3 separate regions of the Mus musculus genome follow, and all the other regions are linked to region 2. The links are chromatin loops, found by intact Hi-C in ENCODE. Cell type or tissue: left cerebral cortex. All regions are shown on one strand.

Region 1 (8,000 bases), 73 kb before region 2:
AAGGACCCCAGTATGGGTGCCTGTCTCAGGGTCCACCATCCCACACCCCAGGCATCCCCAGGCTATCCTAGAGCATACCTGGAAGATGGCGATCCAAGCATAGCCAATGTTGTCAAAGTTGATGGCACCATTGTGAGGGTTGAATTCCCCCGAGCGGCACACGTTGTAGTACTGGTTCCAGTTGATGCAGGCATTTCGGCCGGCACCCCCATCCTCAGCCTGTGGCTGCCCGTAGGCCTCCCAGCCGAGCGTGCACTGCACGCGAAGCTCACGGCGGCTGGGGATGTGTGAGCATTTCTGCATGCCGTTGTCGCGGCGTGAGGAGCAGATGAATGGGTTCTCCTCGCCCTCCTCTGTCTGGTAGTATGGCCGCAAGAAGGTCAGGTTGTTGTTCCTGGGTTGCAGAAGGCCAGGGCATCACTAGGGGTTCCTGGGCCAAACACCACTCTCCCCATCTACACAACCAGTCTCACGCAAGACTGCTGACCTAAAATCCCACATGCCCATCAAGTGACTCCCTCTATTCCTCAGCCAGGCCCTAGACTTGAGTCCCGCAACACGCACACTGGATAGACAATGTGATCCCCAGCTGGGACGTTATCACTGCAGCAGTAACTGACAAGCCATACCTGAAGCATCTCAGGGCCTCTGGACCACCCACCTTCCCATGGTACCCACAGCATCCTGAGTCCTCCTGAGTGGGGCCTGGCAGCATGGCCAAGCAGGGTGTCTCCAACAGCTCCACACTCCCTGAAATCCCCTCATGGATCCCCATCTTCCTCTTTTCCAGTCCCTATACTCCTATCCATGAGCATCTAAGAAGCTCTGAGACCCAAAGACCTAGAAAGCAGAAGACACGTTGGCCTAGCGGCTTAGTGCACAAGTAACTGACTGGAGCTGGAGGGGGCACACAGTCCCCAATTGGGGCCTAGTGGAGAGCAGAGTGCCTCACAGTACCGTGCACGGCTGCGTTCCAGGGACACCCTGGCAGGTCAGCCTTGGGTCTTCTAATGCTGCTGAGTAAGGTCCAGGATGAAGGGGCTGGGCACACCCACATCCCCATGAAGCAAATGCCATGTTGGCACAGGGTGCCTACCCTGTGGAAGCCCTTGAATTAGACAGATGCAAAGGAGCAAGGCCAGAGGGCAGCAGCCACTGGGGATACTGTGCCAGGAACTGGTAGACAGATAAGCACAGCTGCCTCCCTCAAGCAGGACCTCTGAGCCTAACGACACCCAGTATCAAACCCTCACATGCACTCTGAGTAAACTTTTTTGAGAGGAAGAAGTAGCCTCCACCCAGGCCCTCCTACAGCCCACCCCTGAACCACCATGCCCACCTATGTATTCACCTCCACTTGGATCCTGTCTCCACTTGCACCTATGGCCTGTCCTGAGTAGAACTGTGCACCCAGGACCTCACCACAAACTAGGACCCAGGTTCATTGTATTCAAGGACATTCAAGGACAGAGCACCTTGGTGGGGGTGGGGGTGGGGGTGGGGCGCTCACACTAGGTAGGGTAGGAGAACAGTCTTAGAGGGAGGGTCCCTTTGAGAGTGGGGCCTACAGAAGGGAAACAGCATCGCTCCTAGGGTGAAGCCTGAAGGGCAGGGTCAAGAGAGAGCATTTTGGAGTCATGTCTGGCTAGGTGGGCAGAGCCATACACCAGGGGCGGGGCCTGCACACCTGACGAAGGCGCTGTCCAGGAAGCATCGGTTCCGCAGCAGGCCAGCCCAGAGCTGGACCCCAACGATGCCGAAGATGAAGAAGACGAAGAAGCAGAGAAGAAGCACGTTCCCAAGCATGGGCAGTGTGTCCAGCAGCAGTGTGACCAGGATTCGCATGCCTGAGGGGGGCAGGGCCGGTGCTCAGCACAGCTGAGCCCTGACAGGCTCCTAGGGTGCCTCCCCCCTCAAGCCCGCCCCACTGCTCATAAATCCCTATCAAGACCATCTGTGTGCAGAGACCAGGGACAGGTAAGGCCTGATGGATTCCCACAGGGGAGTCAGTCTGCAGCCCCACACGGCCAGGTCAAACCTGTCCCCGCTCCACCTCACCACGCAGCATCTCCAGGGCCCCAGTGGACCTGTCGCAAGGTCAGAGCAGCTTCTGTGGTGGCCCTGGCACACTGGGCTCTGGGGTTCTACTGTGGGGATGGGCTTTCTCATTTCCAATGCCAGAGCAGGCCTGCATCAGGGCCCTATCACAGGGAAGGCATGAACCAGTGCAGTACCTCAAAGCAACTTTGAAGTCCTTTTTCTTGGGTGTATGGATTTGAACAAATCTAGGAAGTGGCCCAAGGGTCCCTGGTCCCTGGCCTCATCACTGGTCTGTCCCTTCTCGGACATCAAAAGAACACAGCTCAAAATCTGCACTGGGCGAGCTGAGGCTGTGGGCAGAGCACTGGGCCACACAATTAGGACAGAGAGAAGCAGGGTTTTGAGAAATCCAGAGGGGTAGCCATGGAATAGGAACCCTCAGGTTACAGGGAGACCAAGCTCTTAGAGGCACCACTAACATTTCAACCACTGAGGAAATGGGGCAGGCAGCAAGCAACTAGGTCACATGATCTAGGGGTCAGAGTGGACCCAAGGTAAATGTTCAGACAGCCCTGAGGGTGCCAGGATTGCTGTATGAGACAGAATTCCAGAGTCACCTGGACATTTAACCCGAACAGCAAACACTTTGGATGGGAGCGGGCTTAGGTTTCATCTCTGCTCCAACAAACAGGTTACCCAGGTGGAGGAGTCACGGGCTCCGCTGGGTAGGCTGAACACACAGGGTGCGAGGTAGAGCCCTCGTAACTATGCTTGCACCTCTTTCACCTAACACCCATTCATGTCCTTGGAAAACAGATTCTGAACTCCAGTGTTTCAAGGGGATCTTGGCGTTCATAAAGGTCTGGTAACTTGCCCAGTGTCACACAGCATTTGAGCCCTATCTCATCTCAGAAGTCAAGGCCAGGCAGGACGATGGAAGGCTGAGTGCTGAGGCTAAAAAGTCCAGATCAGGCAGCTGAAAAGGGGTGTGTGATGCCCAGGTAGATCCAGGAACCATACCCGTTCACGCATGTGCACACGCACCTTGTGCAGCTCCGTGGGAGTCACACCTTCCACCGTCAACCTGAACATCTGAGCTCAGCTACTGAGGAAACACCAAAACTGTCCACAGATGAAGGCAGATGGACAGCATCTGGACAGGCCACGCCTCAAGCACATCCTGCAAGCTTTCCCTCCATGTGTAGTGGGAGCATGCGGTGTGTTCCTCTCCCCCTCGTTCCAGAAGCTCTGAGCTCCGTTCCCTTGTATGGGAGAGGTGGGCAGTGGGCTGCAGAGTACCCCCAAAAGCTCAGACTCTTACATGTACCTCCACTTGCCTGAGGCCCTCACTGGACACTGATATAACTGGGAACCTTCTCAGCCCCCAGGCCCACTCCAGGTGCTATGCAAACGAGGAGGTTCAGAGAGGCTCCTGGCACTAGGCACTGGGCACCCCGTCACATCCCAACTGGGACTACCCTAGAAAGGCCAAGTCTGCTGGTGTCTGGATAAATGGCAGGCCCAGCAGGATAAGGGCGGATCTCTTTTTCAGGGCAGGAGAGGCACTTACTGGGGACCCGGTTGATGGCGCGGAGGGGCCGCAGCACACGCACTGTTCGGATGGCAGAGAGGCTCACGTTGTGTCCGTCCAGAGAGTATTCCATCATGCTGGGGAAGCAGGGATGCTCAGGGAGGGAAGAGCCCAGAGGCCTCTGTCTCCTGTCACCGTCACCCACCGCCCCATGAGGGCCATCAACATATGCACTCTGTCAAACCTGAGCCTCTCTCAGGTCTCAGCCCCGAGCCTGCTCCTGGGATTCCCAAGCATACCCAGCCATGACAATGAAGAAGTCCAGCCTGTTCCAGGTGTCACCCAGGTAGCATTTCTGGCCGAACAGTCCCAAAGCCACCATCTTGATAACCATCTCCACAGCAAAGAAGGCAAAGATGAAGTCATCAAAGGCCTGGAGGAAAGGGGGTCAGGATGAGGGGCGGGGCACACCTGGTGCCCTCCTGCTCCTCCTCACAGTCCTTGATACCTACCTCCAAGATGCTGCAACGTTCTGAACGGCACTCAACATCCTCACAGGGCCGGAACATGCCCAGTGTCACGCAGTTCAGCATGATGACCAGCATGCTAATGTGCTCGAACCACCTGCGGGCTGTGCGTTAAGGGCTGTGCAGCAGACAACCTCACTCTGCCTCCTCCCAGGCGCGCTCCCTGGCACACGGGTGCAGTCAGCTGAGTGGACCCTCTCCCAAGCTTGGGCAGGGTTCAGCCCCAAGTCTACGGTTCAGGCAATATCACCACAATATGACCACCAGGTGGCGCCATGGCACCATGCTGGCCCCTCTGGCTCTCCAGAGTCTCAAGTTCTCCCTGGAAGGAGAGTCACTGCCCCCTGACCCTGCTTCATTCTGAGATGGCCCTGGAAATACTGCAATGAGCCAGCAGTGTCACATATGGGGCCCAGGTAAGGACATCAAACATACTGGAGCCTGGTAGCCTAAGTGAGGGTCAAACTCTACAGAGAATGAAGGAAAGTATAACTGGAGGGACATGGGAGCTTAAGAACATGTGGTAGGGAGAGAAGGAATCTCCTGAAGGTGACCTTGAACAGGTCACACACCTCTGAGTCTGCCACGAGAACAGTAGCACAGAGCCCTGCCCCCTCCCCATAACGTGCCAACCCCTAAACAGCAGCACTGTCAGCTCGGTGCGTGGACACAGGACATAGGCTGGTATTGGTGTGGTCTGTGGCCCCCATCCACGGAGGTACCTGGGAGCAGGAGACGGAGGGGAGGGAGGGCTAGCCCATTTTCTGACACCCTTCTTGCAGTCCTGACTCTTGACCCCTTTTGTCCACGGAGCTGGGCCCCTTAGCCCACACAGGCGGTGTGCTCGGTGGTGCCAGGCCACCAATGTAATTACACGCTCCTGCTGAGAGCGTCATAATTACACTTAATGGGTTCAGCAGTAACGAGCGCCTCTGCCATAATGGGGCTGCGGAAAACAAAAATCAGCCTCCTGCTAGTGCAGCACTGGCCTGCCTCTGACGGGCAGCACGACTCCCAGGCCGAGAGACTGGAGACTTCTCAGCCCGTCCTTGTCTACACATCCGGTGGAGAGCCTGTGGCCCCAAGCAACTTCTGCACACCCCACACCGGGCAATTCCCGGCTTTGCCAAGCTCATTCCCAGCGCTCTGTGCTATTCTCCATGTGGACAGACAAGAGATGACAAGGGCTTGGTGTTTTAGGGGGTGGCCTTGTTTTAGGGGTTCCAGTGTGCATCCCCATGAGGCTCGGGGGTTAGACTTGAATTTCCAACGTGAGGGGGTGCTGCTTTGGATTAGAGGGGAGCAGGCTCAGAGAGGAAGCACAAAGCCATGGGGGACAGGAGCTCTCTTCTCCACTGGCCCGGGGGGAGGCCACCAGCAGGGCATACGCTCAGACCAGCCGATCATACATGGCTCCCAGGCCACGCCCTTCCTGACTGTCTGCCTTACTACCCTGACCACGAAGCTCTGCCTGCCCTATTTCTGGAAGAGGCTATCAGTGGAAATGGGCTTTTTTAGCTTATCCTGTGTACCCCCACCCACTCAGATGCCCAGGACTGTGGCCTGCCTGCTTCTTGACTTCTTTGCCCATCATTTGATTTCTCTCAGGCTTGGGACACAGACACCCACTTACAGACTCTCCAGTAAAGACTGAGATGGGCCATGCTCTCCTGAAGCTGGCTTGCCTGGACTGTCTCTAGAACCCTTAGTCAACGTACCCAGGAATCCCAGGCCCCAGCTGTTACCTTCACATACAGCTACCGCCGAGACTGATACCAAGGTTGGAGTGCCCTCCCTGAGTGATTGCTGCTTTGAGACAAGAGGCAGCCAAGGGCTCTGGGTTAGAGGGAAACAGGGCAAACTTGCAGGAGGCCTGGCAGGACCCCCCGCCCCCCAACCTAGTAGGGAAACAGATCATGTCCAGGGCCCAGGGCTGGTCTCTTCCAGGCACAGACCAGAGATCTACCTAAGTGGGGAGTTTCAGCTTCCTACAACAGCAAGGACATACCTCACGTGTCATGCTGCCCCCTGGTCATGTTCTGTGGGCAGCTAAGGACAGGCAGCACCACTGGTCACAACACGTGGAGCCGGGTGACTTCTAGAGGCTTAATTACAACAGATAGATTTTCTGGGTTTAATTAAAATTCCTGCAGGCTTTCTACAAATTAGAATCAATTTCCATGGGGGTTAGAGGAAACCAAACAGATATGTGGGCAGGAGTTGGTGCTGGTACAGCCCAGGGCCTGAACCCAGCCAAGTGGACTAATCTGATCTCTCCTTGTGGGAGTCTCTCGCTCAGACAGCACAGACCCACCTAGCTCTGAGGCTTAGCAAGCAGCAAAGGTCTGAGAAGCAAGACAAGTGGCTGAACAAGGGGTCCCAGAAGACCCCCTGAATGGCAGAGGGCCCTGTGGCTAGAGATTATCAAACATAACAGCTATCAGCTACCCTTGTTGGGGCCCCACTCCAAACTCCAAGCATCCCATGGTCTGCCTGGCCACCTCTCACTTTGGAGGGGCTCAACAGCCTTCCCACTCTACATCACACCACGGGGCCAGAAATCCCAGTCAGCACCCAGCAAAGGGAAGGCCCTGCTGTGGAGATTTCAAAACATTAGGTAAAGAAGTCTTTTCTAGGCTCTCCAGGCTGTCTGCAATGGACATAGCCTTCCCCCGGGAGACACAAGGTTACCCCATGGCAAGGTCCCTTCTCCTTCTTGCCTGTGCAGGAAACCCGCACTGGTCCCATGACCAGTGGACCAGAGTCCACAGAAGGGTCCCTGGGTCACAGATGGATCATCTTCAATGCACCACAAACAAAGTCCCTAAATGTAGCCTTCTGTGAACCTGATCGGAGAGGACACTGGAGGGAAGGCAGTGGCGGCGGTCGCTGTCCGTGGTGCTGAAGCAGTTGTCCCACCTGGAGCCTGCTCAGGGTGGGCATCAGGCTGGGCTTGGGAAGGGATGCAAACTAGGGAGTAGGGTCTCCCATTAGAGCTAAGTGCCTCTTCTTGAAACACATCTTGGGTCTGCCCTTCTTCACTCAAAGGGAACCACGAGGAAGACATACATGCTGAGAAAGGCTGTACTTTGCCATGATCCCTTGTCCTAGCAGAAGTGAGGAAGCTACAGTACGTACCCTGCTGGTTGGGTGGCCACTGTCATTTCTATAAAGTCACTGAGGCCTGTCAGGGAACAGTCTCTTGTTGCTTGTTTGGTTAACTTAACAAGCTGCTGGCTCCCATGGGTGACAGTTCTAGCTGGGTCTCCAGATGAAATACAATCTCTTACTGGGGAGCTACATGATACAGGATGGTATGGCCCAATGGGATCCAGCACCCTCAGACCCCAGGATTTATTAACACCCAGCTTGACACAGCCCCCATGTTGGCTTACAGTCCCTGGGATTCTCCTCACCCAACCCTAGTGACTCAGATCTGGACTAGAGTCAGGGGGCATGATCTGCCCTGAATCTACTATGACTGCCCTTCTTCAGGTCTCAGTTTCTCCATCTGTCACAGCACTTGATTTACACAGATCCTTCCGGTACAGCAAGAAGCAAGGCCTTAAGTCCCCCTGATGTGCTCAGTTCTTGGGCAGGGTTTCTGAGTTATCACCCACCACGTGTCTGTCACGTGGGGGGACGAGGAAAGGGTGCCACCAGAAAAGCAGGGCAGCGGGAGTTGTGAGTTTTGCAGTCCCTAACCCAGTGAGACGGCCAAGGTCCCAAGAGCCCCACACTCTCATACCAATAGGTAGTGTGGCCATGCTTAGCTGGGGTGAGGGTCAGGAGTCTTCAGGTGTGGCTGCTGCTTGGCCTCCGTTGTCAGAGTGGGCCCCAAGCAAGACAAGGATTCCAACAAGGCCTCCCTGCTAGGTGGTACATGAGATCAGAGGATTAGC
Region 2 (8,000 bases):
ATCACTCAGTGGCTGGGCAGCCCCCGTGCATCTTGCCTAAAGAGCTAGATGACCTGCCGAGATGCTCAGGAAAGACATCATGTCCATACTGGGTTTCTGAGATGTTGTTGTTTTTCCTATTTGGTGAGTGTAGAGGTGGTTGATCTGTTTAAAGCATGGAAAGGTGTAACTCAAAGCCCCTCACTGAAGCACGGCTTCATTTCTCTGTTTTTATTTATTAGGGGTTTGTTCTGCTCTGGTAGTACTCGGGACAGAACTCAGCTCTTGTCCTTGCTGGACAGTGCTCTGCCGACTACATTCCAGCCTTCTTTTGCTTTTCATATTGAGACAATCTTTAACTTGAACTTGCGATCTTCCTGCTCTTTCCAGTAGCTGGGATTCTAGGCAAACACCATCAGACCCAGCAAGAGTTTCTTTTCTATAGTTTCAAAGCCATGCATGGTTTTGGAGATGTGTGTACATATGGTGTATACATGTAAGTGTGCTCGCTTGCATGTGTATGCACACATGTGTGGAGGACAGTGACTGGCCTCTCGATATCCTCAATAGCTTTTATTATTATTATTATTATTATTGTTGTTGTTGTTGTTGTTATTATTATTCGAGACAGTCTCTAACTGAACCTGGAGTTTGAAGATTGGCTAAGCTAGCTGTCCATCAAGCCCCAGGGGTCTTCCCGCATCCATCTTCCCAGCTCTGGGATTAGAGGTGCGTGCAGCCACACCCATTCTTTACAGAGGTGTTGAAAACCCAGCCTGGGGTCCTTGTGATTGTGGGGCAAGTGCTAGACTGACTGAGACAATCTTAGGGACATTTAGAGAAATGTCTGTTTTCACAGTCTTGGTGTTATGGCTGGGAAGCCTCTCAAGCAAACTACACCCATGAGGCTGGGGACACTGTAAGTGTCAGGCTGAGAAACTCTGGGTCCTTGAGGTGGACACAGCTTTCTGGACAACGACACACAGCTAGCCACCTTCAGGCAGGTAGCCTGAGTCACACGTGCCTTTTCTCAGAGTTCCCTGTCTGAGTCTTGCCCCACTCTTGCCCAGGAAGGCAGAGTCCCTTGTGCTCACTGTTTGGGGAGAGGCAAGGGTCAAGTGGGAGTGAGTCATTGGCCCATCAGCTGCCTGGTCCTGCCTTGCCAAGTGGAGAGGCTCATGCCCAGTGCCTACCTCTGAGGCCAGACCACTGGGCTCAGCCCTCTGTCAGCCTGTGTCCACGCCACATCTTCTTGCGTTGTCTTATCTTCTAGGGCCTGATGACGGATGGGAAACAGGGCTTTCACAATGGCCCTGGGAGTCATCAGAGGAGGGGGTCGCCCCTAATATCCTGCACAGCTCTTTCCTATCTTTATCCAAATTGCTCTTCAATGCTTGGACTCCAGGATTCTTCTTCCGGGAAGTCCTTGGCTGGCTCCTCCTTCCTGCTTGTTGCCCGCTGCAGCCTTGGCTCAGGGATGCCTAAGAGCTTTGGATCCTTCTGTAATTAAAGTGTCCCACTGGCCTGGGGAGAGATGTGGCTGTGCCTCCCACTGCTCCTGTCACTGGGTCTGCACCAGCCAGGGTGGCTCCTTGGGTTGTCACTTCACGCAGGATAGGAGGTGGCCAGATGGCAGTCTCTCCTTTGTTGGCCCTGTCCTGTCAGCGTGACCTTGGGCCCGTCTCAGCCTGGGGCCTGCAGGCTGTGCCTGTTCTGGGTAGAGTCTATGAGACTGCATGGCTTCCCTCCCATTTAGAACCTTGCCGATTGGGGCTAGCGCTAGGGAATCTCCTCTGGCCTTGGGGAGCTGCTGGCTAGACTCAAAAGAAAGGGACCCTTTTGCCCATGTCCGTCCCACTTGTGATGTCTAGAGTTTGTAAAAAAAAAAATCTGTGCAGGGGACAGCTGTACTCTTGGTCAGTCCTGATGCCCCTCTGTTTCCCAGGCATCCTGCAGGGCTGTCCAGTGTGGTGGGGTCTGGTTCTTGGGGACACAGGCAGAGTCCATGGAGCTAGCACTTCTAGCCCCATCATGCTGCAGCTGTGATGTGGGAACTTTCACAAGCCCTTCCCCCCCGCCCCGACTCAATTTTCCCACTGTAACTGCAATGTAGGAAGAAGGGCAACATGAGAGAGGACCCCACCCCACTCCATACAGTCCTGTAGTGCACCACCATTCTGCCCACACATCCCATTCAGTCTGTGCTCACTGTGGCTTTACCTGACTGTTTCCCACTTAGCCCCAGCTTTGAGTATAGTTGTGATGGCCTCAGCAGCAATGATTGGTGTTCCTCTCTGAAAGGGTTGGGCGGAGAGAGGCTGGGAGGGACTGCACCCTGTCACCTTCAGAGCACAAATGCCTCTTTCTTTGGACCAAGGGTCAGACTAGAGGCCGTGGATGATAGGGACAAAGGCTCAACACATCCCTGAAGGTGTCTGGCGAGTCTTGGCCCCTCAAGCTGGGGACTAAGGTCAAAGCTCTACCTTGGAGTCTATCTTGACATAGGGGAACCTACATTGAGACCTGGCCTTCCTCATTAGCCTGGGGGTTCCATGGGAGCATCAGCTACCTGCAGTGCCCAGTACTTGAATACTGCAGGTGAAGATCAGGTAGAGTCACTGGGCCCAGGCTAGTTCTCTTCCTTTGCAGTCCCTGGCTCCACATGTCAGGAATGAATCTAAGGAGAAACTGTGGTGTGCTCTGGGTAGCTCTGTACCTACTACCATGTGGGAAAACTGAGGCACAGAGGAGACAGAGGGAGGCCCACACTGGCCCCCAAAGGTTCTTGGCTTCTAGCTCTTGAGGAACAGTGGCAGCTCTTGCTCCATCTGGTTATGAATTCTCAAGGCTTCTGCCCACAAATTACACATGTATAAAGCATCTACTGGTGGGAATGCCAGGGGCTCCTGCCAGAGGATTGACATGGAGTGTGAAGTGAGTGAGGGGCTAACTGCTAGGGAGTCAGCACAGGGTCGGGGCGGGGGGGGGGCGGGGAGGAATGCACAGCCTGGACAGAGGTGTGTGGGTGAAACCAAGCCTGTGCACTGAGCAGAGAGAGCCTGAGGTTCTCGAGGCGGGAAACGGGATAGGACAGTGGGGAGAGGAGAGGCTGAGGGGCTGTGGCAGTAGACCCTGTGCTGGCTAAGGGTGTGGATTTCTTTCAGAGAGGACCTAGTATGTGAGGAGCCTCTGGGGAAGACCAGGTGGGAGGGGAGGGAGGAAGACCACAGAATGGTCAGGAACTAGGAATAGGTGGCTGGCACATTCTGCAGTCAATGTCGCCCTCTCTTGGTCACACTGGCTATCGACTAGGGTTTCTTAATGCCCAGGTTGGATGGCAGGATTTCCTATCTAACTAGTGTCCTGGGAACAACTGCCCAGACAGAAAGTGCCTCCCCTTTTTGAGCAGATCAGGATACGTGACTCCAGATACATTCAGTGGGTGAACCCCCTTCAGAACACTGACCCAAATCCCCAGGAGGCTCTGATCTAAGTCCAGCTATGGGATACAGGAAGAAGAAGAGGGGCTGGCCCTTACACAGTGGCCCTGGGAATAGATGGGGTCAGGGTGGCTGTGGATACTCTCATGGGTTCAGGTCCCAAAGTGAGTCCTGGAGGCTGAGGTAGGGTGGATGTTTGGTCCTCTGGGCCTGCATGCGGGGTTCAGACCACATGCGCAATGGGCCAAGTTGTGGAGTCCTAGGGTGGCTTAGGGTAATGTTGAGGATGAGAGGCACTTCTCAGGCTGAGGAACCTGCTCACATTTCCATGGCCCCCACCTCCCACAGATCACCCAAAGGGGTCGTTAAGTAGGCAGAACCTCCTCCGTCCTCCTCCAGCAGGGCAAAGCCCACACTCAGGACCAGATCATGGAAGAACATCTCAGAAAAGGAGCCAAGGAGCCAGGGAGGAGGGCAGGGGTGTCAGGGACCTTGGAGCCTTCACTACCCCAGCCCTGGACCTCAAGACCCTTCATACCCCAGCCCTGGACCCCAAGGCCCTTCACTACCCCAGCCCTGGACCCCAAGGCCCTTCACTACCCCAGCCCTGGAGCCCAAGGGTCCCAGGGAACAAGTCCTGAGCCTCTGTGGCTCGGATCACAGTGTGGTGAAGAGTTGAGAGTTGGGGATTGCCTGTGTGTGTGTGTGTGTGTCTGTGTGTGTGTGTGTGTGAAAGAGAGAGAGAGAGAGAGCTTGTGCATGCGCACGCACATGGGCATATGAGTATTTGTGTGCATTGGAAACCTTAGGGGACATTTCTCAAGCACCATCCATTTTGGGGTTTTGTCTGTTTTTGTTGTTATTGGGGGTTTTGTTTGAGATGGGGGTCCTGCTATATAGCCCAGACCAAGCTGGAACTCACTACGTAGACCGTGCTATCCTTGAAATCAGAGAGCTCCACTTGTCTCTGCCTCCTGAGTGCTGGCATTAGAAGTATTTGCCACTATGCCTGGCCAACCTTATTTTCAACAAGGTCTTTCACTCGTCAAATACAGTTGGGCTGGTTGGCCTGTGAACACCACAGATTAACCGTTTCTGCCGTCCCAGTGCAGGGATTGCAAGCATATGCCACCACACCCATCCCCCCCTGCCCCCACCTGTGTCCTGGGAAACAAACTCATGTTCTTGCGAGGCAAACATTTTTACCTTTTACCCAGCTATGTTCCCAGACACTGCTTGGCCCTTTAAGAGGGCAGTTCTGCTCCTCCCCCTTGAGTGACCCTGTTGCTCAGCAACAGGAGGCAGTTGGTGTATACAATGTTCCTTAGGCAACCAGGAACCTTGCTTGGGACAGAGTGACCAGTACTGCTCCATTGATCGTGCCTGGACAATTGCCCAGTGACCCTCTCTTCATTCCGCCTCCCTTCCTGCTTAGCCAGGCAGTGGGTACCATGGCCCAAACGGGCGTGCTCCTGACCAAGGAGCCGGCCCCACAGTCAATAGATGTCTGTGAGCTTCCGCGCAAAGAATATGAAGTGGCCTGCAATACTGGCGCCTACACGTCCTCGGGTCTGGCCACCGCTGGCTTCCGCACAGCCAAATACCTGAGGGACGAGTGGTTTCAGAACTCTTATGCCCGCTACCACCAGGCCTTCGCAGACCGGGACTACTCTGAGCGGCAGCGGCATGAGAGCGGGCAGCTGGTAGCCGAGACTGGGGCACTGGCCCAGCGCACACAACTTGACTCCACAAGAAAGGTGGGAGAGCGCCTGGAGGACATGCATTGCTGGAAGTCAGAGCTGCAGCGAGAGATAGACGAGCTGTCTTCCGAGACGGACCTGATGATGGCCCAGAAGCTGCGGCTACAGCGCGCCTTGGATGCCACCTCCGTGCCTTACTCCATTGCTACTGACAACCTGCAGTGCAGAGAACGCCGCCAGCACCCAGACCTTGTCCGGGACTATGTGGAGGTGGAGCTACTGAAGGTGCAACCAGTGGCTCGGGCTCAGCGTGGGAGGCAGGCTCTGGCTCTCATAGAGATAACACAGGGCCTTAGGGTTCACACAGCACTGTGCCTATGCAGGACTCCTGATCCTTCAGATAGCGGAATTTCTACCACATCCAAGTAACTTTCTCTCTTGTGGGATTCCTTCCAGCCCATAAGATTTCAAAGACGTTCAGTCTGACTCTGAGGGGATTTTTGTTGTCGGTGGTGGTGGGCTTTGGGCTTTTTTGTTTGTCTGTTTTCCAAGACAGGATTTCTCAGTGTATCTCTGTCTGTCCTGGAACTCACTCTGTAGACCAAAGCTGGCCTCAAACTAGGAGATTTACCTGCCTCTGCCTCCCAAGTGCTGGGATTAAAGGCGTGCGCCACATTCTTCTGGCTGAGGTTGTTTTGTTTTTGGCTAAGCCAAAGGCTCCCCCGTACCACCATGCATGCCCCTTGCAGTGCTATTGGTGTTCAGGGTAGAAAGCCGGGCCAGCCAGTGTTGCATGTATGGAGGGCTTGTGGATGCCCATGGCATCTGCTCTCTCTCCCCAGAGCCCCAGAACCCCAGAGCCTGAGCTTCAATGTTCTCCTAGTATACACTATAATCCCAGTGTCAGGGAAACTGAGGAAGGAACACGAGCTCCAGGCCAGCCTGGACTACATATGAGACTCTTAAACAAACACCAAAACCCAAACTGAACCGAAAACAAACCCTGCCACGTCCCCCTCCCTTCATCGGGTACCTTTCCCTCAAACCCCAGCGCAGCTTGCTTTGGGGAGTCTTGTGTGATTATGGGGCCACTCAGCCTGGGTGCCACACAACTGGGAATTCCTCAGAGCTGGCGCCTCCTGTGGTAGCCTCAGGCCCATGGGCAAGGATGAATGATGGAGCTGGGGAATAAACCGCCAGGCTGGGGCCCCAGAGAACTCCTGTCCTACCCCTAGGCCTTGCCCACTTCGGCCAGTGGGTGCAGAGATGGGAGAGGGACCGAGGACACTGGACACTGGAGATCATGGCCCAGGTGGGTTTGAGCACAAGATAATCCTGGCACCCAGAAAATGTTGGGGTTAAAGGAAACTTAGAGTTTCCTACCTATTCTTGGTGGGAAGTGGGCAGACAGAGGGCATCTGATGTCCCGTGGGCTTGAGTTCCTCAGAGGCAGTATAGAGCTCGATATAAGGCTGGTATGCTCCTCAGGAAACTGTGGGAGTTTTGGGGATGATCCCAGAGTCTGGACAGCTGTCTTAGGTGACCCAACAGCAAAAAGATACCCTTTAGAGGAGACACTCACTTGCAACATGCTAACACTACCCGGAGTGAACGTCGCACACAAGGGCTGAACCTTTTTCTGGGGGTGGAGGGGGGACAGAGATTAAGGCAAAAAGTCAATGCTGGTGAGGTCCATACCTTGGCTCCTGCTGAGTCCCCGAGTCTCTGAGCAGGGTTGCTCAGAGAGGACCGGTCTCATTTCCAGGAAACCGAGCTGATCAGGAACATCCAGGAACTCCTGAAGAGGACGATAGGACAAGCCGTGGACCAGATACGGTGGGTCACAGCAGCCCCTGAGGGACCCGAGGGCTGGACTCTGTCCCCAAGGCTGGTCTGAGGTGGAGGCAGGACAGGTAGGGACCTGACACTGTGGCTGAGAGGTCAGAAGGCTTCCAAATCTTAGCTAGTGGAATGCAGGCTCTGCTCAGCGAATACAACCATCTCCACTTTTGCTCTGGAACCTGGGCACTGCTGGCCATGGAAGGCTGTCTGAGCACAAACTGGAGCTGAAATGGGGCCTGCTTCCCAGGGCTCCCTGGCACACAGTGAGCCCTAAACCCCGCCCCCCCCCCTCATGCCCTCCAGGCTGAACAGGGAGCATAAGGAGTCGTGTGAGATGAACTGGTCGGACAAAGTGGAAGTCTACAACATTGACGATACCTGCTCCCGCTACACCAATGAGAGCACCCAGGTGCAGTTCTATCCGCATTCCAGCAAGTTCGAGGAGAGGTAGGATTCTAGGCTCTGTAACCCGTTTGTCCCTGCCACTCTCCGCTCTACTTCCAAAATCTGAGGAAGGACTCCTGCCCCCACGAGAACCTGGCCCAGCTCTCCTGGGGAACCTCTGTCTGCTGTTGGGGTGGACTAACTGGAAAGCCCCTTACTCAAGTGCCTGGCACCCACAATTCACACAGGGCTAGTGCCCTGTGGGTGGCCTGGAAAGCGTTTCTGCTCGTGACCAGTAGAGGGCAAGCAAAGGATCTCTAGAGGCATGGGAGAACCTCGGTATATCGGTGTGAGGGAGGAATCCGGGGTACACTGGGGATCGCTGACAGTGCGGGAGTCTCTGTGTGACTACACCCTGACCAGGCCGCAACTTCCACCCTCAGTGCTTCCACGCCCGAGACGTGGGCCAAGTTCAATCACGACAACCTGCTTCGAGCCGAGCGCGAGCGGCTAGCCTCGGTTAACCTGCGGAAGTTAATTGACTGCATCTTGCGGGATACGGCCGAGGACCTGCGGCTACAGTGCGATGCAGTGAACTCGGCTTTCTCAAGCCGCTGCCAAGAGCTGGACGACTCACTCCAGAAGCTGCAGTACC
Region 3 (8,000 bases), 190 kb before region 2:
GGAGGCAGAGGCAGGTGGATTTCTGAGTCCGAGGCCAGCCTGTTCTACAGAGTGAGTTCCAGGACAGCCAGGACCGCACAGAGAAACCCTGTCTCTGAAAATAACAACAACAACAACAACAACAACAAAAAGAAGCAATTTAGGTTCTGAACTCGGGGCTTGCCAGGGTTGGATAGGGAGTGGCGTACTTTCTCCAAGGCTACCAATACAGATGGACTAGACAATGGGAACGTAATTCTTACCTGATAGTTCTCATAATTGGTTTTTTTTTTGTTTGTTTTGTTTTGTTTTGTTTTTTTTTTTTTAGAAGAACAGGTATCATATCTTTCTCTTATATGAATTTCCTGGATTTTTTTTTCCATTTTTTATTAGGTATTTCGCTCATTTACATTTGCAATGCTATACCAAAAGTCCCCCATAGCCACCCACCCCCTCTCCCCTACCCACCCACTCCCCTTTTATGGCCCTGGCGTTCCCCTGTACTGGGGCATATAAAGTTTGCGTGTCCAATGGGCCTCTCTTTCCAGTGATGGCCGACTAGGCCATCTTTTGATGCATATGCAGCTAGAGTCAAGAGCTCCGGGGTACTGGTTAGTTCATAATGTTGTTCCACCTATAGGGTTGCAGATCCCTTTAGCTTCTTTGGTACTTTCTCTAGCTCCGTTTGTTTTGTTTTTTTGTTTTTTTTTTTTTATTCTTTGAGACAAGATTTCTCTGTATAGCCCTGGTTGTCCTGGAACTCACTCTATAGACCAGGCTGGCCTTGAACTCAGAAATCCGCCTGCCTCTGCCTCCCGAGTGCTGGGATTAAAGGCGTGCGCCACCACTGCCCCGCTCTCATAATTGTTCTTATTGTATATAGCTTATTGCTGTTAGAGAAAATCCTTTTATTGGACTAAAAGGGGGAGATGTTGGGATTTCCTTTTTGTGCACCGTGTAAAGGGTGTCTATTATTTAAGTGCCAGTTGCTGTACTGGCAGAGAGCTGGGCACAGGCTGGACTTTGGTACTGTTATCTGTATTGGATCATCACCCGCTTTAGCAGTTTGTAAACAGTCACTCCCCTTGCCTTCTGATTGGTTTAATAAAGATCTGGTGTCAGTAGGTGGGCAGGAGAGGAAAGGCGGGACTTCCGGTCGAGATAGGAACTCTGAGGAAGAATTGAGAGGCGGGAGATTCGCCAGCCAGCCAGGCATGGAGGAAATCGTACATACCAGGGCTGAGTGAGAGGTAGCAGGCCTCGAGGCACACACGGACTAAAATAAACGGGTTGATTAGGTTATATGAGCTAGTTGGGAAATAGTCTAAGTCATAGTGCCTAAGCTTTCATAAATAATAAAAGTCCGTGTCATTCAGGAGCTGGTGGGTCAGAGACACTCTGGTGATCAAGGTTACCATCCAGAGCATCTGAAGAACTACAACTCAACAGCAACACCTTTTCTAGCCCAGATCTGGATGTCTTTTGCTTCCTCCTCACACTGAAGCTATACCACTGACTCCAGGGTCTGTCAGCCTCGGCCGAGCAAGGAAGGTAGCCCTTCCTTTCTCTCTGTAATAGCCAGCCTTGGTTGGTTGTCAACGTGATTTAGAATTACCTAAAAGCCAAGCAGCTGGGCTCGCCTGAGAGAGATTTATCTTGACTGGATTTGGGACGACTAAGATATTGTTCTGTTACTGTGAGAACCTGGGGCTGGAGAGATGTCTCAGTAGTTAAGGTCACTGGCTGCTCTTCCAGAGGCTCTAAGTTCAATTTCCAGCAAATACATGGTGGCTCACAACCATTTACCCTGGGATCTGATGTCCCCTTCTAGTATGCAGGCATGCATGCACACAGAGCACTCGTACATAATAAGCAAAAAACAAAAAAACAAAAAAAACCCAAAAACCCACCATGACCAAGGCAACTTATAAAAGGAACCAATTAGGGGCTTCCGTACAGTATCTGGAAGCTTATAACCTCATGCACAGGCAACAGGCAGAGAGAGAGAGAGAGAGAGAGAGAGAGAATCTTGGCCTGGCCTTGGTCTTGGCGCCAACAAGGCCACACCACCTAACCCTTCTAAAACCATGGGGATAAGACATTCAAATATATGTGTTTATGGAAGACATTCTCATGCAAACCACTATAAAGACCATCCTAAACCTGGAGCATTCGAGGTGGGAAGAGCCACCCTAAATATGAGCCACATCTGATGGCAGCCCACATAAAAAGACATGGAAGAAGGAAGCTTTTGCTTTTTGCCTGCTTGCACTCACTCTTGTTGGCATATTCATCTACCCCGCAGCTGAGGCGTTACTTCCCTGCTATTAGAATCCATTTCTTCAGGATTCTATCAGAAACTGAAGACCCCCAGAGACAGCTCAACAAACAAGCTGAAGGACAGACTGCTTATGCTGAAATGGACTGTTGCTGAAGGCAGATGATCAGGACTGCAGCTCTGAAGGATCATCGAATCAGCAGATCTTCATGAGGGCATTTGGACTGTTGGTGGGGTTGACACTTGTTTCTCTTGTAAAAAGTTAAATTGTACAATTTTTTAGTTTATATAAAAAGGGGGAAATGCTGCAGGATATTTGATCACCCTGTGAACCCCCAAGATTGTGTCATGGTGTGGCTCAGCCCTTAGCACACACCTTTAATCCTTCTGGCTGGAATACAGACACACCCTTAGTATACACCTTTAATTTCAAACTATGAAGGTTAAGTTTGTAGAAGGGAGCTCCTATGTTTGAAAGTGATGTCTAAGTGAGTGGCAGACAAAGTGATGAATCAGAGAAAGATTTGACAGAATGGGATCTGCCCGACTCTCACCAGAAGAGAGAGGAAAGGGAGGCAATGTAAGAGAGAGCAGAGCAGGAGAGACAGGAGAGGGTGTTTTACTGGGAGAGTTTTACAGAGACAGATTGAAGAGAGAGAAAACTAGACACAGGTAAAGACAGAATAAACCAGAGAATGAGAAGTAGCTAGATTACAACGGATTGCCAGAGTTAGTTTCAGGTTGAGAGGAGTGAGTTAGCCAGAGCCAGACAGACTCTATGACAGGCTGCATACTGTCAGTTTGGGAGACTAGGTCTAAGTTTCTGTTTCCCAGAAATGAGAACTGGGACCCCAGGTTCCATGGTCTGTCACCACAGCCATGGGCAGCCAATCCGAGGACACCTTGTCATCTGGGCTGAAGTAAGAATAGGTAGCTAGAATGAGTAAAGTCACCCCCTTGGAGGTCTCCAGAGCCTGACCAATTGTAGAACCAGCCAAAACCCTGGAGACAAAGCTAACTAATCCAGGTGAAAGGGCACATACCCCTCCCTGGAATTCCCCTAACTGACGATAAAGGCTGGGCCTGTGGGCCCACCAGAGGTCTCCATTCTCAAACGGGGAGACCCTGCATGCAGGAATTTCAGCTGAATAAACACTCTTTGCTTTTGCATACTATTTGAGTCTGGGGTATCATTCTTCAGTGATTCTTGGATCCTAACAAGGACGAGCTGAGCAATTCAATCAGAGGCTGAGAAACAAGCAAGATTACATGAGTCAGTTTGAAGAGGAGTTTTGAGCCAGAATGGCTGAGTTGAACCAACCAGCCAGAGTTCAGAAAGAGCTAGAAAGGGTGAGCTTATTCAGCAGTAAGCCTCCCAGATGACAATGACATCTGGTTAATAAGAGATACTTTTATAGTGATGTGTGTGTGTGTCTGTGTGTGTGTGCTCGCGAGCACACTCACGCGAGTTCTCTCTCACAAGTGCCTGAGTTTTAGCAGCACTTCTCTATGGCAAGACAGTATGCCTTAGGTGTGAGGCCCATTCAAAAGAATCAAAGTTTAAAAAATGGTCTGAGAGGAGGGTGGGGGAAGAAATAGAAATCACTTTTTCAAGAAAGCCACCAGTTTCCAGAATAGGTTTATGGGAAGACAAACATGCCTCAATGCACCTTGGAAGGTGCCTAGGTTTGGCATCTGGTTCCCTAGAAGGCATGCAGCGTTGGCTCTCTGCTGCCCCCTGATGGATACATTAGAAATGGTAATGCCTTGAGACAAGTGACCAGGATGTGAATGGAGAGAATGAATAGGCTTGGCTTAGGCTAGGTTCAAGGCTGGGATCATTGCCAACTCAGAGGCGATCTCTTCAAGGACACTGAGAGCAGAATCCAGAGCCAGACCTACAAAGTGGGTTGTGTCCCTGGTCAGACTCAGGTCAGCAGGTATCAGACACTTGCCCAAGACGCTAAGCTCTACCTCCAGTAGGTTTTCTAATGCTTCAGGGTCTGGGTGTGCTCTGACATCCCCTTGTTAAGCTTCCTTTTGTCCGAGGCAGCTTCCAGCAGTGAGGACGTCTGGTCTTATTCCCTTACTCTTGGAATCTGCTTTGCACTGTACTGTTGAGGATAGCGCTCAGTTACCTGTGCCTCACCAGTAAGGCTAAATCTTCTTCTAGACGTGTACCTTTGTACGTGTATTTTAGATACAAAGTCCTTGTTTTTTTATATTTCAAATATAGTTTCTTTGGTTTTCATTAAGCTGTTCCTTTACGGGGGCTGGAGACATGGCTCAAGGCCATGTATTGCTGTTCTGAGGATCTGTGTTCAATTCTCAACTCCATGTCAGACAATCACCTGTAACTGCATGTCTAGGGGGAATCTGACACTTTTCCTCTGTAGGCACTTCCATCCACATGTGCATACCCCACAAACACTAAAATATAACAAAATACATTGTAAAATATATACTTTATTTTTATTAATAAAAACAACAACAGCAAAGCCGGGGGCATGGCTCAGCTGTACAGCACTTGTCATGAGCTGGATCTCTACTACTGAAAAACAGCAACAAATTCTGACACTTTTGGTTAGCATGGTGGTGCACACCTGCAATCACAGCCCTCCACAGCTGGAGAGGCAGGAGGGTCAGAAGTTCCAGGCCAGCCTGGATCACTTAAGGCTCTAAACCACTACCCCACCCCACAACAGTTTTAAAATTAATTTAAAAAAATTTATTAGCCGGGCGTGGTGGCGCATGCCTTTAATCCCAGCACTCGGGAGGCAGAGGCAGGTGGATTTCTGAGTTCGAGGCCAGCCTGGTCTACAAAGTGAGTTCCAGGACAGCCAGGGCTATACAGAGAAACCCTGTCTCGAAAAACCAAAAAAAAAAAAAATTATTTTATTTGTGGGTATTTTGTTCTCATGTATGTCTGTGCAACCACAGGTAGGCCTGGTGCCCAAGGAGGCCAGAAGAGGGCATCAGATCTCCTGTAACTGGAGTTACAGATGGATGTAAGCTGCCATGTGGGTGCTGGGACTAGAACCCTGGTCCTGTGGAAGAGCAGTCTGTGCTTTTAACCACTGTTCCACTGAATAAATTACTCAGCTCCCACCACACCAACTTTCTCCAGGGAATGCTGTATAGAAGAAATAAGGCGACAACAACAACAACAAGGAGTTATCAATAAGAAAAAAGCTATAAAAAACTAAAGACATGCAAACACACTTAACTATTTTGTTTAAATGTTCATTGTGTGAGCATGTTCGTGCACATGGCATGGTACACATGTGGCAGTCAGAGGACCACTTGTGGGATTTTTTTTTCTTTCTATCATGCAGATTTCAGAGCCAGAACTCGGGCTGCCAGGCTTGGAGGCCAGCAGCCTGACACACTGAGTCATCTTGCCAGCCTGCAAATACATGTGCAGTGAAAAGATCTTTTTAAAAATAAAAGGTTTGCTGGGTGGTTGGTGGTGGGGCATGTCTTTAACTCCAGAACTCAGGAGGCAGAGGCAGGCAGATTGTGGCATTCGAGGCCAGCCTGGTCTACAGAGGGAGTTCTAGGATAGTCAGGGCTACACAGAGAAACCCTGTCTTGAAAAACTAAAAACCAAACCAAATAAACCCCCAAACCCAATCAACCAAAGAAACAAAAGCTTTTGGACAAAAACAGATTTTGTCTGGTAAAAGAAAGTTTTATCTCAAAAGTAAGCTATTGTTCCATGTCCATAATTGAGTTAGAGAGATAAGGTAAATTTTTAAATTTTTGAGCTTTTTCTTTGGTGCTGGGAATAAAGGCATTTGCCACCGTGTCCAACTTCTCTGTTGGATTTTTTTTTTTTTTTTTGGTTTTTCGAGACAGAGTTTCTCTGTGTAGCCCTGGCTGTCCTGGAACTCACTCTGTAGACCAGGCTGGCCTCGAACTCAGAAATCCACCTGCCTCTGCCTCCCAAGTGCTGGGATTAAAGGCGTGTGCCACCATGCCTGGCCTCTGTTGGATTTTTAACAACTCAGAAAACAAGTCTTTCAAGAGTTAGGATTTAAGCAAGTTTGTGTAATTTTTTTAAATTTCTTTTTCTTTACTTTTTATTTTATTATGTGTTTTGGTATCTCAGTATGGGTACCCATGGAGGCCAGAAGGCTGTGTCAAATCCTGGGATGGAGCTGTCGTTACAAGTGGTTGTGAGCTGCCCTGTGCAGATGATGGGACAAATACCAGTCCCCTGATAGATCCATAAGTGCTTTTAGGTTCGGAATCATCTCTCCAACGAAGAGGGCACTGTGTGGCTCTTGCCAGCCTGGAACTTGTTAGACCAGGCTGGCCTTGAACTCACAGAGATCTGTCTGCCTCTAACTTTTCTATTGCTTTGATGGACTTGTACCACCAAACTCAACAAAGTTGTTTTTAAATCTCACTTTACAACTCTAGTTCAATAATTATTATCCTAGGTTATTCTTGGTAAACTTGATACCACACATGTGTAACAAACATCGTACATATATTTGAGAGCTAAAGGTACTGTATGTCTAAACTTTATGCAGATAGTATATTAAATCTCACTACTCCTACTTCTAGACAAGTAAAACTGTCTTTTAGGGGATTCAACAACCAAGTCTTGGAGGCCAAAGACAAAGAAAATGAAAATCTAAGAGGAATTGCCAGTATTATAGCATTTCCCTCTCTACTGCAGGTCAGCCAGCTTCCAAAGAAAGATGTAGAGCCTCATAGGGCCATTGAGTCCTGTGTTGTGCTGGTCAGAGAAACCATGAAGACCCCATTGTCCTGTAACTGGTACACACCCCACAAAAGGGAGGATCTAAAGAAAGCCACATCATCAGCAAGACCCTGCTGTATCCCAGGAGATGGTGTAGTGGGTAGACGGGGGGGGGGGGGGAGAAGGGAGCCGTGGTGCTCCCTGTGAGTCACCAAAAGGAACCCTAAGGAGCCTCAACTCACTTCAACAGTAAAAAGAAAAATCTTTAATTTCTGGCTATGCACACGTTCTTTCTTTGTCTCTTTCTTTCAAGATTTATTTGTTTGTTTTATGTATATGAGTGCTCTATCTGCATGTACACCTGCATGCCAGAAGAGGGCATCAGATCCCAGTATAGATGGTGTGAGCCACCATGTGGTTTCTGGAAATTGAACTCAGGGCCTCTGGAAGAGCAGTCAGTGCTCTTAATCGCTGAGCCATCTCTCCAGTCCCTACCTACACTTTCTTAAACATCCAACAGAGAGGAAAACTGAAAGAATTTGATAGTAATTATACGAAAAAACTGGGCGTTAGTGGTGCATGCCTTTAATTCAAGCCCTTGGGAAGCAGAGGTAGACAGATCTCTGAGTTTGAGGCCAGCCTGATCTACACAGTGAGCTCCAGGACAGTCAGGGCTAAATACAGAATCCTATTACAAAACAAACCTATAGTAAGCAAAAAGAGTCAGACTGACTCTGGAAGGGTCTCTCAGTGCCATGCCAGCAATGTAGGACCAGTTTACAAGGACAGCAGTGGGCACAGCATTCAGGGATCCATGCCTCCACCAGCCGCACGGTGGCACTGTGTCCAGCTGTAAGTTCAGAGTCACAAGCTTCACCAGCTCTTTCAAATAATGCCTTTTAAATCTGCAGCCATTAACTTCATCTTCTTCCTCTTCCCGCTCCTCCTTTCCCCCTCCTCTGAGACAACATCTCATTAAGTAGCCCTGGCTAACTTGGAACTGGGCTATATAAACCAGATTGGCCTCAAACC

The links. A loop is a pair of places that touch in the nucleus more often than their neighbours do. Peaks named below come from ENCODE experiments on the same cell type or tissue, not always from the same donor. Only the 100,000 strongest peaks of a DNase experiment are listed, where the experiment ranks them.
Region 1: a loop joins it to region 2, with 8 times the contacts of the local background. A loop is called at or near these places in 36 of 42 quality-filtered maps.
Region 3: a loop joins it to region 2, with 2.5 times the contacts of the local background. A loop is called at or near these places in 7 of 42 quality-filtered maps.

Annotation. Positions count from the first base shown.
Region 1 is chr17:25,393,651-25,401,650 of GRCm38, forward strand. Cacna1h (calcium channel, voltage-dependent, T type, alpha 1H subunit) reads right to left here. Exons shown (of 35, transcript NM_021415.4): 3 at 4,084-4,195; 4 at 3,871-4,004; 5 at 3,611-3,708; 6 at 1,688-1,847; 7 at 79-394. Among named protein-coding and RNA genes, the nearest start is that of Gm33617, 10 kb to the left of the region's middle. In left cerebral cortex, a CTCF peak has its summit at 4,365 (motif pointing right); DNase peaks (open chromatin) are centred at 4,386 and 5,047.
Region 2 is chr17:25,466,852-25,474,851 of GRCm38, forward strand. Tekt4 (tektin 4) reads left to right here and starts at 4,739. Exons shown (of 6, transcript NM_027951.1): 1 at 4,739-5,404; 2 at 6,885-6,955; 3 at 7,265-7,408; 4 at 7,789-8,000. The coding sequence starts at 4,871. In left cerebral cortex, CTCF peaks have their summits at 3,270 (motif pointing left), 7,653 (motif pointing right) and 7,867; DNase peaks (open chromatin) are centred at 3,265, 4,822 and 7,649; H3K4me3 peaks cover 380 bases.
Region 3 is chr17:25,281,202-25,289,201 of GRCm38, forward strand. No RefSeq gene overlaps it. Among named protein-coding and RNA genes, the nearest start is that of Gm17801, 11 kb to the left of the region's middle. In left cerebral cortex, CTCF peaks have their summits at 3,999 (motif pointing left), 5,491 and 7,791; DNase peaks (open chromatin) are centred at 4,014 and 7,795.